Regions from separate parts of the Homo sapiens genome. Here regions 1, 2 and 4 are each linked to region 3. The links are chromatin contacts, found by Hi-C or POLR2A ChIA-PET in ENCODE. All regions are on one chromosome and are shown on one strand. Each heading gives the region's core, a stretch centred on a gene start or an enhancer-like site at or near the end of the contact. The rest is flanking DNA. Distances are from core to core; before and after follow the strand shown.

Region 1 (2,797 bases), core at 196-2,695, 3.6 Mb before region 3:
AGTTCACCCTCAGAGAGCTGCATTCTAGTGGTGGAGACTTGAAAACTGATCCTTAGGGCACAGTGGCATGGGTTACACGGGGGGAGTGACAGTGCGGTGGGACACGGTGAAGAGACTTTGGAAAAACTAACCCCTGTTGGGGAAATAAAATTAAAGACAAAATCCCCTGCCAACGCAGAAAACCTCTTCACAAGGGTAGAAAAGAAAGAAAACAGTGTTATTATTGAATAAGCATTAAACCGGAATGTGATACACTGGTGATCCACTAAAGAGACTGCAAAGAGACAAAAATCTTACTCTTTTATGTAGCAAAGTGAATACAACTTACTGTATCCATTTTCTCAAGATAAACAATAACTGGTCCTCAAGCAAGAGGACTTGGCTGCACCTCACTCTAAATTTACCTGGTAAGTGGGAAGCCACCTGTGTCTGCTAATTGCCTTTATCCAAAGGAAAAATCGATTTCCCCTATCTTTATAACAAAGGGTAGGTTGCAACTAAGAGCTAGGCACCAACTGAAGTTAGGCTCCTACCCTCCCACAGGAACTGAGAGAGAGCACTATCTTCCTTAATTATTACATTTCAAAGGGTTGGCCCCCAGGTCCTTGAGAAAAACATTCCGGGGTTGTAAAACTGGCAAGAGGTTTATTTACCTTTTAAGAAGATTTACATTCATCGCAAAGCAGTAGAGAAAGTATTCACAATTACAAGTTTTCTAAAGTAAATGCTCTCAGAAAAGTGAGGGGAAGGAGTCTTTTCCCTTTTTGCGCCAGGGAAAATTAAATTTTCTTTTTCTTCTAATTTGTATCCACCCTTACACCACTCATTTCACAAATAACGTCACCGTAAAGATTTACTAAATGCTCACTATATACCAGGTGGTCTGCATACAACTCAGTTAATCCTCTCAACAACCTAAAAGAGAGATATTGTTATTACTATCCCTACAGGGCCCACATAGGTTAAGTGACTTGCCCACAAGATCACATGTTGAGTAAATGGCTGAGTTAGGATTCCAGACCAGGACTGTGCGATTCCAAACTCAGCGACTTTAGTCTCCAGGCTACGAGGCTGCCAGAGACATGGCTGAAACCCAGTAGTAGTTCTTACACGGTCCCATCCTTGTCTAAGGGAGGGGTGAGGTGGGGTGGAGAGGGGATTGGGTTGGGGGTAGAAGGCTACCGCAGGCGCCATGGACCTCCCAAAATAACCCTGGCCCGAGGGCCAGGAATGAGATTAAGGACGGAACGCATGCCCTCCAAAAAGTGGCATTTTAGAATTTATACAGCACCCCAGCACGCTGCTAAACGTGGGCACACAACCACCACGGCCCGATCACGCGCAGCGGGAACCCGGTCTCTGAGCTCCGCCCCGTGCGTTGCGTCATCAGAGTCACGCCACCTAATCCATTCTCTCGGTCTTCGTCTGCTCCGGTATTGCAACTGCCTCGATTGGTCGATCCTGGGCCAGCATGGCGGCGCCCATGTAACCCGGTCCGTGCCGCAAAGCGAACGGCGGCCGCGGCGCGGGCCCCGCGGGGGTTAGAGGTCACCATGCTGAGGGTCGCGTGGAGGACGCTGAGTTTGATTCGGACCCGGGCAGTTACCCAGGTCCTAGTACCCGGGCTGCCGGGCGGTGGGAGCGCCAAGTTTCCTTTCAACCAGTGGGGCCTGCAGCCTCGAAGTGAGGAGCTGAGAAATGGGACGGCGGGCGTAGGGAAACAGGGTTCGGCGAAGATAGGGAATAAGGAAGCACAGGAGTAGGGGAGATATACAGCGGTCAGGATAAGGGGGAAAGGGCGGTGGTTGCGCAAGAGGTGAAACAAGATGTGAGAGACAAGGGGTAGGGAAGAAATGGGGCAGCGGTTAGGTTCAGAAGCGCATAGACCGTGGCGGACGGGCAATGCGAGGGGCACAGAAAGGAACTGAGGGGTGGGCTATTTAAGGAGATGGTCCTCAGCCCTCTCTTTTCTGCGTAGGTCTCCTCCTCCAGGCCGCGCGCGGATATGTCGTCCGGAAACCAGGTAGGAGTTCCTAAGGTGGGACTTGGGGCGGAAGAGAGACCTCCTGGAAGGCTGGGGTGGGTAAGGGGACCGATGTGGCGAATTAGAGCCACTAGATGAGGTGAGCCAGAGGTCCTGAGCAAAAGACCCCACGTCCACCTTACACAAAGCCCTAGGCCTGCAGCCTGTATGGGGACAGAGGGGTGTGAAGGGCGGGAGCAGGAGCTTTCCAGGTGAATGAGTGAAAATGAGCTTCCCAGAGGGAGTGCATGGCTGGCACCACCCAGGCCTACCTAGAGTATGGCACTTTGTGTCTGCGCTTCTGAGATGCAGGATGTAATTTCCCATTGCAACTCAGTATGCATAGTAGTTAAGATCCTTCTTATTAGGTAAATGATATGGGGCAAGGTACTTCCTCTCTCTGATTCTTATTTCTAAAATGAGTGTGAAAGTATCCATTTGCAAGGATTGTTAGGATTCAGCGATAATACACGAAAAGCACCCTTAACGCTGTGCTCAATTAAATATATTGATAGTATATATTAGAATTTATTATCTGGGGCCGGACGCGGTGGCTTACGCCTGTAATCCCAACACTTTGGGAGGCCAAGGTGGGCAGATCACTTGAGTTCAGGAGTTCGAGACCAGCCTGGCCAACATGGTGAAACCTCGTCTCTACTAAAAATACAGAAAAAAATTAGCCAGGTGTGGTAGCGCGCGCCTGTAATCCCAGCTACTCAGGAGGCTGAGGCAGGAGAATCGCTTGAACCTGGGAGGTGGAGGTTGCAGTGAGCC
Region 2 (2,935 bases), core at 369-2,868, 4.7 Mb before region 3:
TGCTGGCCTCAGGGAGGGACCCACAGCATAAGGTAAGCTCTGCGGACAGAGGGACCTGGGCTGGAACCCTGCCTCTGTCACTTACCAGTAGCGCGACCCTAGCCTCATAAAAGGCTTTCCCTCCCTCTAGACCAGTCCCTAAGAAGGAAGTCACTTCTTCCAGCCCACCAGAGCTGCAGAGACAGTCATCCTTCCATGTGTCCTGGCCACAGGAGAGATGCGAACCTCATGTGTCCTGGCCACAGAAGTGACACTTACCTCATGGCCACGTTGCTCCCATCGATGACCACTGGTCTCAGGTCGCTGCCCTCCTTTTCCTCTTCTGGGAGTGGAGGCTCCAGGTTGGGAGCCTTAGGGGTGCCACCACCCCGCGGGACTAGAGGGAGCTGAGGGCAGGGGTCCGGTGAGGTCTGGCGCTCCCGCTCGGTGGCTGTCCCGTGTTTCACCAGCTCACCCAGCACCGTGTTGGTGTCTGCCTGGACGCCCAGCTTCTGCAGGACGCTGTGGATCTCCGTGGATGAATAGCCCAGCTTCCGGAAGAAGTCCACCTTCATCTGCAGTTCCAGGGCCGAGGCCTCCTCAGCGGCCAGCTCTTGACCCGGCCTTGGGGTGCCCTGACGGCTGTGGCTGTCCTCAAATTCCCACAGACTCATGGTGGGGCTGGCTTCCAGGACAGGCTTCTCTCCACAGGGGCCACTCATAGCTCAGACTCCTGGAAGGCCCCGCGCCACAGCTCCTACTGAACAACCAACAGGGTTAGGGACGGTGAATAGCGCTCTCTCCTAACCTCCCTCCCAAAACCACATCCAGCAGGATGAGGGATTGGTGGCACTACACACTGCATCGTGTTATTAGTTCAGGTTGTCCTCTCAAAAGCTCTCCCAGCTAGGCATTCCCATTCCCATTCTATAAAGGGAGAAACTGAGGCACAGACATTAAAAACGTGCTCAAGGTCATCCAGCTGTTAGCTGGTGGCTCGAAGATCGGAACTTAGTCTGAACTAAGACTGGAACTACCCCAGCTGTAAAGCCTCGAACCCCCACGCCAACCCAGGGGACCCAGAAGGCAGGGACGGGGCTCTCAGATGGAATCCTGGGGCTGGAAGTGCGTTGCGGGGCCCAAGGCTTCCCCACTGAGGCCACCACTTTCGCCCACCCGTCCGGCACTCAGAGCTCAGGCCCAGGCAGCGCAAGGCCCATGGCCGGACTCCCGGAGCCGGGGAGGGCAAGTTTCTGGGGTGACCCGTGGGGAGAAAAGTTGCTGGAAAACTTTGGTTGGCTGCCGGGAGCTGGTGACGCCGAGGCTGTCCCGGCCCGAGACCCGCGCTTGCTCGGCCCGCGATCCCGATCAGGAACCTGGTGCTCTTCCCCGGCTCTCCCAACTTGGGCAAAGTTGGAGGGGTCCTGAGGCCCGGCGGGCCGGGGAACAGGACCCCGACCCTTCCGTCCCCTCCCCTCTCCACCCCTCCCGTCCCCTCCCGTCCCCTCCCCTCGGCTCGGCTCGGACCCCGCCGGAGCGCTCCCTGCCGCTTCCCCGCCGAGGCCCGCACCCTCCCCGCCGCGCCTCACCCCGCCATGCGCCAGCGGCGGCCGGCGGCGTCTCCATGGGGCCGAGTCCTGGGGGTAAGGACGGCGGCGCCTTTATATGGGGCGGCGCGCGGGCAGGTGGTGGTGAGGCACTGACGCGGAAGCGGGCAAGGGGCGGGGCCGTCCCGGGAGACCGCCCCGGGGGCGGGGCTGCCTCGCCCCTTCCTGCTCCGCTCCTCGCGTCGCGGCCCCGCCCCCGCGGCCGCTGCGCGCCGGACGGGGCCCAAGCGGGGGTCGGAGCCTCAAGGCTGCGGCGGCGACGAGCTCCGAGCGGGACACTGAACGGCCCGTATGCGCAAGATAAGCACGGACTGAATCAGGTACACGCACCTGCCGGGGACGCACTGACCGAGGTGCGGACGGCGGTACCAGGACAGGTAAAGCCGCGAACACTCGGACCTAAGAACTTGACAGGTACACCCTGCCTGATGAAGCTACGTACGGCCAGGTGCGCATCGAGTGAATCAGGTACGCGGAGGTTGGTCCACGCACCTTGGAGGCAGGTCCATGGTTATAGACAGGTACATCCAGACAGGCACTTTTCAGATGGAGTCAGGCCCCCTCAAGACACACTGTGCTTAAAGCCGTCACACAGAGGTTGGCCACCCCCGGGGCCAGGTACACTTTTCCTGAAATCTGTACTTTACTAGGACCAAAAGGCAGGTTCAGTCAGCAGATGCACAATGACCGAGGCAGAAAACCAGGCAAAAGAGGGCCATTTACCCCAATCACCACATGAATACTGTCCACACAAGAATACTGTCACCCATACCGCAGAACTCACTGAGCGCCCCCACTGGAGGAGCACCCTTGCTCCATGAAGATGCTTTTAGTTTCCCAGGTCAGACCTGATCCCTCGCATGAGCACAGCACTTTACAGGCTTACACTCACGGGCTTACAGACAGAGGTCATTATGCTGATGTTACCCTTGAGAAATTCTGCAAAGGCTAAACTGCCCCAGCTGGAAAGACTCGAACCAGGATGGAGAGCTCCTATTCTAGTGCTCCTATTATTTGCCATTTTTGTGAACCACGAGTGACTGAGGGCAGAGGGGAGCCTGGCTTCCTATGTGTGTGTGTGTGTGTGCGTGCGTGTGTGTGAGTGAGAGAGAGAGAGAGAAAACACAGAGCCCACACGCTGGAGGACAGAGCCACATGCCACCAGTGCTTACTATGTGCCAGTCCTTTGTTACATTCTCTCTACCTCATCATAGGCATGTATCCTATAAGTGCTAGTGTTATAATAAATACTTGTTTATTGTAAAAGACACCATAGACACAACTGTACATGTACAGCTTAAAGAATAATAGTAATAATAAAAAAGCCATGTATCCATCACCTAACTTAA
Region 3 (2,760 bases), core at 30-2,529:
CCTCCCACATGGACACAGAGAACAGATGCGCTAAGCTGCAGCAACAGGTTTCTTTTCAAAAAGAAAATGTGCTTTAAAACACTTCAGGCAGGTCTGGTAGAGCTTGGAGTCCCTAATAAATACACAAAACACCGGAGATCAGGTTAGGGCAGGCCGTGGGCAATTCAACCACTTCTAGGACCTTTCCAGGGCCCACTGAGGTAATAACTGCTTTCCCTCTTGCCCTGGAAGTAACTGGTGACGCCGCCTCCAGCCCTTGAGGAGCCGGAGAAAGGGTGGCCCAGGCCCAACCTTTGGAGGATACTGCCTTGGCTCTCTCTCACAAATGCAACGGCCCGGGACGGTGTCGCCTTCCAGGAAGGGCCTTTGCGTCTCCCTCCCCCGGGGACACCGCGAATTCCCGCCTCCCGGCGGAAAGCGGGAGAAGCGAGAGTTTTCTCCCCGCCCCTCCCCCAGTAGGGGCAAACCCGCCCCTCAGCAGGCCTGTGCTGTGCGCTCCTCTCCCGGGGACCACCGTCCTCAGATCTCCCCAGGGAATGGGTCGTCCTCTTCCTGCCCCCACCCGCGAGACGCGGCAGAAAAGCCCGCGGCTATCTTCCCGCCAGCAACAGCCTCCCGCCGAGCCGGCCGGGACAGAGGCGGCCCCCACCCCCACTGGGCAGGGGACTGCAGACGGCGCTCCCCGACTCTCAAGACGACCAGGGAGCTTCCCTTTTCCTCAGCGGGGTGAGGGGCATCTGTCGCCCGCCGACTTGGAGGTGGAGGGGCAGGGACATTCCCTCGCCATCACCTCAGGAGCTAGAACGCGCCCTTCTCGCAGCAGGGCGTGGGCCTCCCAATCCCTCCAAGGGGCGGACGGCGTGCGCAACCCCCTGGAGAAGCAACAGGCGCCCCCATCCCCCTCCAAGCCGGGTAACGCCGACCCCCTCGTCCCTCCCGCTCTTCACCTCCGGAAGCCGGGCCAAAGCCTGGGCGAACGACTGCGCCTCACTCCGCCCCCTGCGCCATTTTATCGCCCCCTCCCCGACCTCCCCTACCCCGAGTCAGCCGGGCCAACACCAGGGGGAGGGCAAACCAGCAGTGATTGGCAGGAAACCGTCCCGCCTCTAGGAGGGTTGTGCCCCGCTCAGGCGCCTCAGCCCCGCCCTCCGCACCGCCCACCGTGCCCACTGGCTCCACCTTTTCCCGTCTCATCGACCTGCTCGACTCTCTGCTGCTCCTCACTTTTTCCGGCCGCTGCCGGAGGGGTCCAGGCCGAGTAAGCGGAGCGCCGAGCCCAGCTGATGCAACCTGGCTGGACTCGCGTGACAGTTCCCGGCACGCGGCGGCGACGGTGACCCAGGAAGGGGCTCTGGTGCCGGGCTGAGCGGGGGAAGCAGGGGTAGCGGAGCCATGGGGGACGCTCCCAGCCCTGAAGAGAAACTGCACCTTATCACCCGGAACCTGCAGGTCAGGCCTGGGGGTTGGAAATGCGCCGTTGGGGATTAGGAGCCCGAGGTTCAGTGATTTTGAGCCCCATTACGGGGTTCTAAGTATGTGGGGCCGGGGACTCGGCGCTGGCGCAGCTCTGAGAGAGCCTGTAGATCTCACTGCTGGTCGGTCAGTCAATCAAGCAGCCCTTCCCTGGGTTCCCCAGAAATCACAGTGGGCTCACCTCTTGCGTCCAGTTGTCTTGTGTTGGAGCCAAACTTTGAATCCAGGACTCCCATTCCACCCCCCTATTAAGTGCCAGACGTGGTGCTTAGTCGCTGGGGATACGTCAAGGGCCTGCCAGAGCTTGTCTGAAGGGGATCAGACGTTAAAAATGACCCATTACGGTTCAAGTAAGTACTGGAAGATGCTATACTGGGAGCTTTAAAGGGAAAGAGAGAAGGGAAGGCTTCCCTGAGGAAGTGACCTCCAAACTGCGCCTTGAAGGAAATGGATCCCCCCCCCTCACTCCACAAATGTTCCGTTTGTTACCAAGAACTACAGGAGTAGAAGTGAACCAGAGGAAGAATGGAAGAATAAGGAGGGAGAGCATTTCAGATGGAGGAAACAGAAATTGTGGCAAATTTAGCTGGAGTGGAGTGAGCAAAGTTATGAGGAAGCACTTAAATATTTATATTGCTTACCCCTTAACTTTTTCAGGCTTCTGACTGTTGTCACCTTATCAGCGACGCATGATTTCCGACCACTTTATTTAAATAACAAACCCTCTGGCACCAGAACTGCCCCATACCTTGCTCTGCCTTTTTTTTGTTATTGTTTCTACATAGTATACATTTTATTTATTTGTTTAAGAGAGGTAGGCAGGGACCAAGTCACGGGAGCCTTGCAGGCCTTATTCTGTTCAATTTTAAATTGGGCTTCCTTCTAAGAGTAGTGATAAATCAGTTGGGCCACACAGCCTGTTCTGTTTTTTCTTTTTAGAGATGTACTTCACATACTATAAAATTCACCCTTTTAAAGTGCACAATTCAGTGGGTTTTAGTATGTTCACAAGGTTGTGCAACCATCACACTATCTTTTTTTTTTTTTTTTTTTTTGAGGCGGAGTCTCGCTCTGTCGCCCAGGCTGGAGTGCAGTGGCCCAATCTCGGCTCATTGCAACCTCCGCCTCCCAGGTTCACGCCATTCTCCTGCCTCAGCCTCCCGAGTAGCTGGGACTACAGGTGACCGCCCCCACGCCCGGCTAATTTTTTGTATTTTTAGTAGAGACGGGGTTTCACCGTGTTAGCCAGGGTGGTCTCGATCTCCTGACCTCGTGATCCACCCTCCT
Region 4 (2,700 bases), core at 1-2,500, 3.6 Mb before region 3:
ACATTAATTTCCTTCTCTGAGCACTGGCTTCCTCAGCTGTAAACAGCCTCCTACCTAATACTGTCTCAAGTGCTCCATGCAGAGTGTGGCACAACGGTGGGAGCTGTCCTGATTACTCTTGTTAGTCAGCCCTATCAGCAGCTCAGTGGGCACCAGGCATTCAGAGACAAAGGACACAGGTAGAGGCAGCCAGACTTCACTCATATCAGCTCTTGTGTCCTGGCACTGCCTATGTGGAGATGACAAATGCACATACACACAAGTGGCCACACACCCTAGGAAAACCCAGCAGTGCACACAAGCTTAGACACGTGTGCCCACACATGGATATAGAGTGACCCAGGGGACAGCTGGAAAGACAGCCAAGAGTTAGACATCATAAGCAGCAAACACCCTGACTCACACCTCTGGGACAAGGGAGTGGGGCTACGGCCGCTGGTGCTGCTGCCACTGAGCCCTTCTAGCTGCTTCTGCATGCCAAGGGAGGGAAGCCAGGCTCTTAGAGGGCCCCAGTGAGTCACTTGCCTGATGCAATCCCTTTAAAGGGCTCATCTGCTGGTGCAAGAAGCTGATTCATGGAGGGCGTGGTTGCTGGAGGAGGAGGAGAAAGGGACCGAAACTGCAGCAGGAGGAACTGAGGTTAGATAGCTGTAGTCGCTAATAGGAACGCTTCACTGTAAACCTCCCTGGTCAAGGCTTCAGGGATCTCCAGGTTGAAGGTTGCCATCCTCGGGGTTTCTACAAAGGCGACAGACCTAGAGGGAAATGAATTATGAGCGCTGCGACAGGAATTTCTGTCTTTTATTGAGCCTAACTGCAGGGCTTTCCTCACAGAGTTCCACAAACCGGGAAATGAGGATCAAGGATGAGTCACTTTTCTGATAAATACACTACAATTGGCCGATCTTCCAACCGCTGGGGACTTCAACCTCGGCAGGGGGAGTGTAGGGCCCGCGAGGTTCTGTGGGGTCGGGCGGGGCGGTGCCTCCGTCCCAGCCTCGCCGCAGATATAGATCAGCAGTAAGTACCGCCCCATTAGAGCCTCGGCCTCCAATCGTGTAACAGGTTTCGCCCAGACCCCACCCTGAACCAATCCTCAATCGGACTCTGGCCTCTTGCCTGAAGTCTTCCGCCCATCGTCAAGATGGCGCCCCAATCCGAAAGCCGTGGGGCTGGAGACGCAGGCGGAGGGCGGGGCCCGGGGGGGCGGGGCCGCGGCTAAGGCTGGGGAGGAGGGGGGCGGTGCGTCACTTCCGTTGTCAGGTGGCGGCGCCGCAGCCATGGAGGGAGGCGGCGGCGGCGGCGGCGGCGGCTCGGGTGGCTGCGCTGGGAGGCGGCGGTGAGAGGCTCGCACGCCTCCAGCCCGGCCCCGGCCCCCCGGGAGGGAGAGCCGAGCAGCCCCGGCTCTGGGCTACGGACTATGGGCGAATAGCTCTGACCACCCGGCGAAGGTGAGGGCAGGGGTCCAGGAGCGGGGAGCCGGGTGGGGGTTGCGGGTAGGCGGGGCGGGCCCCGGCGGCCGCGGCGGTGGAATCGGAGTGACAGCCTGAAGCCATCTGAGTGCAGCAGAAATGGCCCCGGCGAATGCCCCCTCCTCCGCTGGGGCTCTGCCCTTCCCCGGCGGCAGGGGCGAGGGCTGCCTCGCGCCGGGTACCGGGAGGCCGCGGGAGCTTCAGTCCCCGCCGCAGCTCTGGGAAGTGGGCACTGCCAGCTTTGCCTAGAGTCACCCAGCCAGTGAGTGAAGCAACCGGCGTGTGAATCCAGCCAGATCTTTCCAAAAAGACACCTTCTGCCTCTCCGTGTTTCCCTCCTAATCCCGAGGGTGACTTGATAGTTAGAACGAGTCCCCAGGGAGGGCCAGCCAGGGCTTCCTCCAAGAGCCCTCACTCTGGCACGGGCGCTACCGCTGCTGGGGAATTTTCATATCCCGGGCGGCGTTCAGGTACGAGTCACAGCTACCTGCTTGCCAAGGCCACGTTTGGCCGGCCTTTTCCAAGGAGAGCTTGCTGTGGTCAGTGTTTCACCTGCCGAGCCGGTCAGGCCCGCCCATTCCCACGCCACTTGGCCCCGCCTTCCAGCCAGTTAGGTAGGGACATTCGGATTCCTGATGCCGAGTTTTCTGCCCACCCCAATCCCCAGGTTTGAAGCCCTTTTGTTAGCGGAAGGAAGAGATGACAGCCGCCCTCTGTGTGGCAGGATAGACTTTGCTCTGTTTTAAGTCACTGGAGGAAACCGGTTGGCTTTGCTTTGGTTTTGAGAACCAGTGGGGAAGAGGGTAGGCATACTGGGCTGGGCGCCTTTCCCTCTTTGAGTAGTTTTGCGTGAGATAAGGAAGAGCAGAATGTGTAATTGTAGGGCCAAAATAATCTTGTTTGTAAACAGTGCCTGTGAGCTCCTTTAGTGCTTCCTAATGGCCGTGCTGTGCAAGTTGTTGGTTGGGTTAATCTAGACAGTCCTCATTCATTCATTCATTCATTTCTCACATGACCACAACAAGAGTCCTTGCCTAGAGGCAAGTGCTAGACAGCATAGTGGTTAAGAGTAGGCTTTGGAGCCAGACTTCCTGAGTTCAAATTCTGGCTCAGCAACTTTCCAGCTGTGTGTACCTGGGCACATTGCTTAGTCTCCCTGTGCCTCAGTGTCTTCGTCTATAAAACAAGGATGATAACAGAGAGAGATATTATGAAGAGTAAAAAGTTA

Evidence for each region. Hi-C counts contacts between places; a loop is a spot of excess contacts on that map. ChIA-PET counts read pairs that join two places held with the same protein, here RNA polymerase II (POLR2A). Pooled maps may share reads with other maps.
Region 1: a map of naive thymus-derived CD4-positive, alpha-beta T cell shows a loop between it and region 3 (14-fold over the local background). The contact joins the promoter of MRPS15 here to the promoter of YARS1 in region 3. A Hi-C loop is called at or near these places in 1 of 168 maps with a recorded cell type or tissue (naive thymus-derived CD4-positive, alpha-beta T cell), 1 of 37 single-sample maps with no recorded cell type and 12 of 50 pooled maps.
Region 2: a loop to region 3 is called in a map with no recorded cell type, with 8 times the contacts of the local background. The contact joins the promoter of ZC3H12A here to the promoter of YARS1 in region 3. A Hi-C loop is called at or near these places in 1 of 37 single-sample maps with no recorded cell type and 7 of 50 pooled maps. POLR2A ChIA-PET finds 5 or more read pairs at or near these places in 1 of 52 experiments (T-cell).
Region 4: a loop to region 3 is called in a pooled map, with 13 times the contacts of the local background. The contact joins the promoter of STK40 here to the promoter of YARS1 in region 3. A Hi-C loop is called at or near these places in 1 of 37 single-sample maps with no recorded cell type and 7 of 50 pooled maps. POLR2A ChIA-PET finds 5 or more read pairs at or near these places in 2 of 52 experiments (GM12878 and activated CD4-positive, alpha-beta T cell).

Annotation. Positions count from the first base shown.
Region 1 is chr1:36,463,032-36,465,828 of GRCh38, reverse strand. MRPS15 (mitochondrial ribosomal protein S15) reads left to right here and starts at 1,445. Exons shown (of 8, transcript NM_031280.4): 1 at 1,445-1,683; 2 at 1,979-2,023. The coding sequence starts at 1,554. RefSeq lists enhancers at 632-1,533, 1,290-1,539, 939-2,138, 1,534-2,437.
Region 2 is chr1:37,473,263-37,476,197 of GRCh38, reverse strand. ZC3H12A (zinc finger CCCH-type containing 12A) reads right to left here and starts at 1,618. Exons shown (of 6, transcript NM_025079.3): 1 at 1,569-1,618; 2 at 259-739. The coding sequence starts at 701. LITATS1 (lncRNA induced by TGF-beta and antagonizes TGF-beta signaling 1) reads left to right here and starts at 1,755. Exons shown (of 3, transcript NR_038842.1): 1 at 1,755-2,054. RefSeq lists an enhancer at 674-773 and silencers at 1,424-1,883, 2,344-2,443.
Region 3 is chr1:32,815,877-32,818,636 of GRCh38, reverse strand. It overlaps YARS1 (tyrosyl-tRNA synthetase 1), which reads left to right and starts at 1,279. Exons shown (of 13, transcript NM_003680.4): 1 at 1,279-1,449. The coding sequence starts at 1,393. It overlaps S100PBP (S100P binding protein), which reads right to left and starts at 984. Exons shown (of 7, transcript NM_022753.4): 1 at 948-984. RefSeq lists enhancers at 28-137, 571-740, 1,108-1,417, 1,166-1,665, 1,666-2,167.
Region 4 is chr1:36,384,474-36,387,173 of GRCh38, reverse strand. STK40 (serine/threonine kinase 40) reads left to right here and starts at 1,250. Exons shown (of 11, transcript NM_001282547.2): 1 at 1,250-1,451. LOC124904012 (a long non-coding RNA gene) reads right to left here and starts at 983. Exons shown (of 2, transcript XR_007065779.1): 1 at 847-983; 2 at 1-755. RefSeq lists enhancers at 403-772, 803-912, 1-936 and silencers at 1,143-1,522, 1,673-1,742, 2,043-2,092.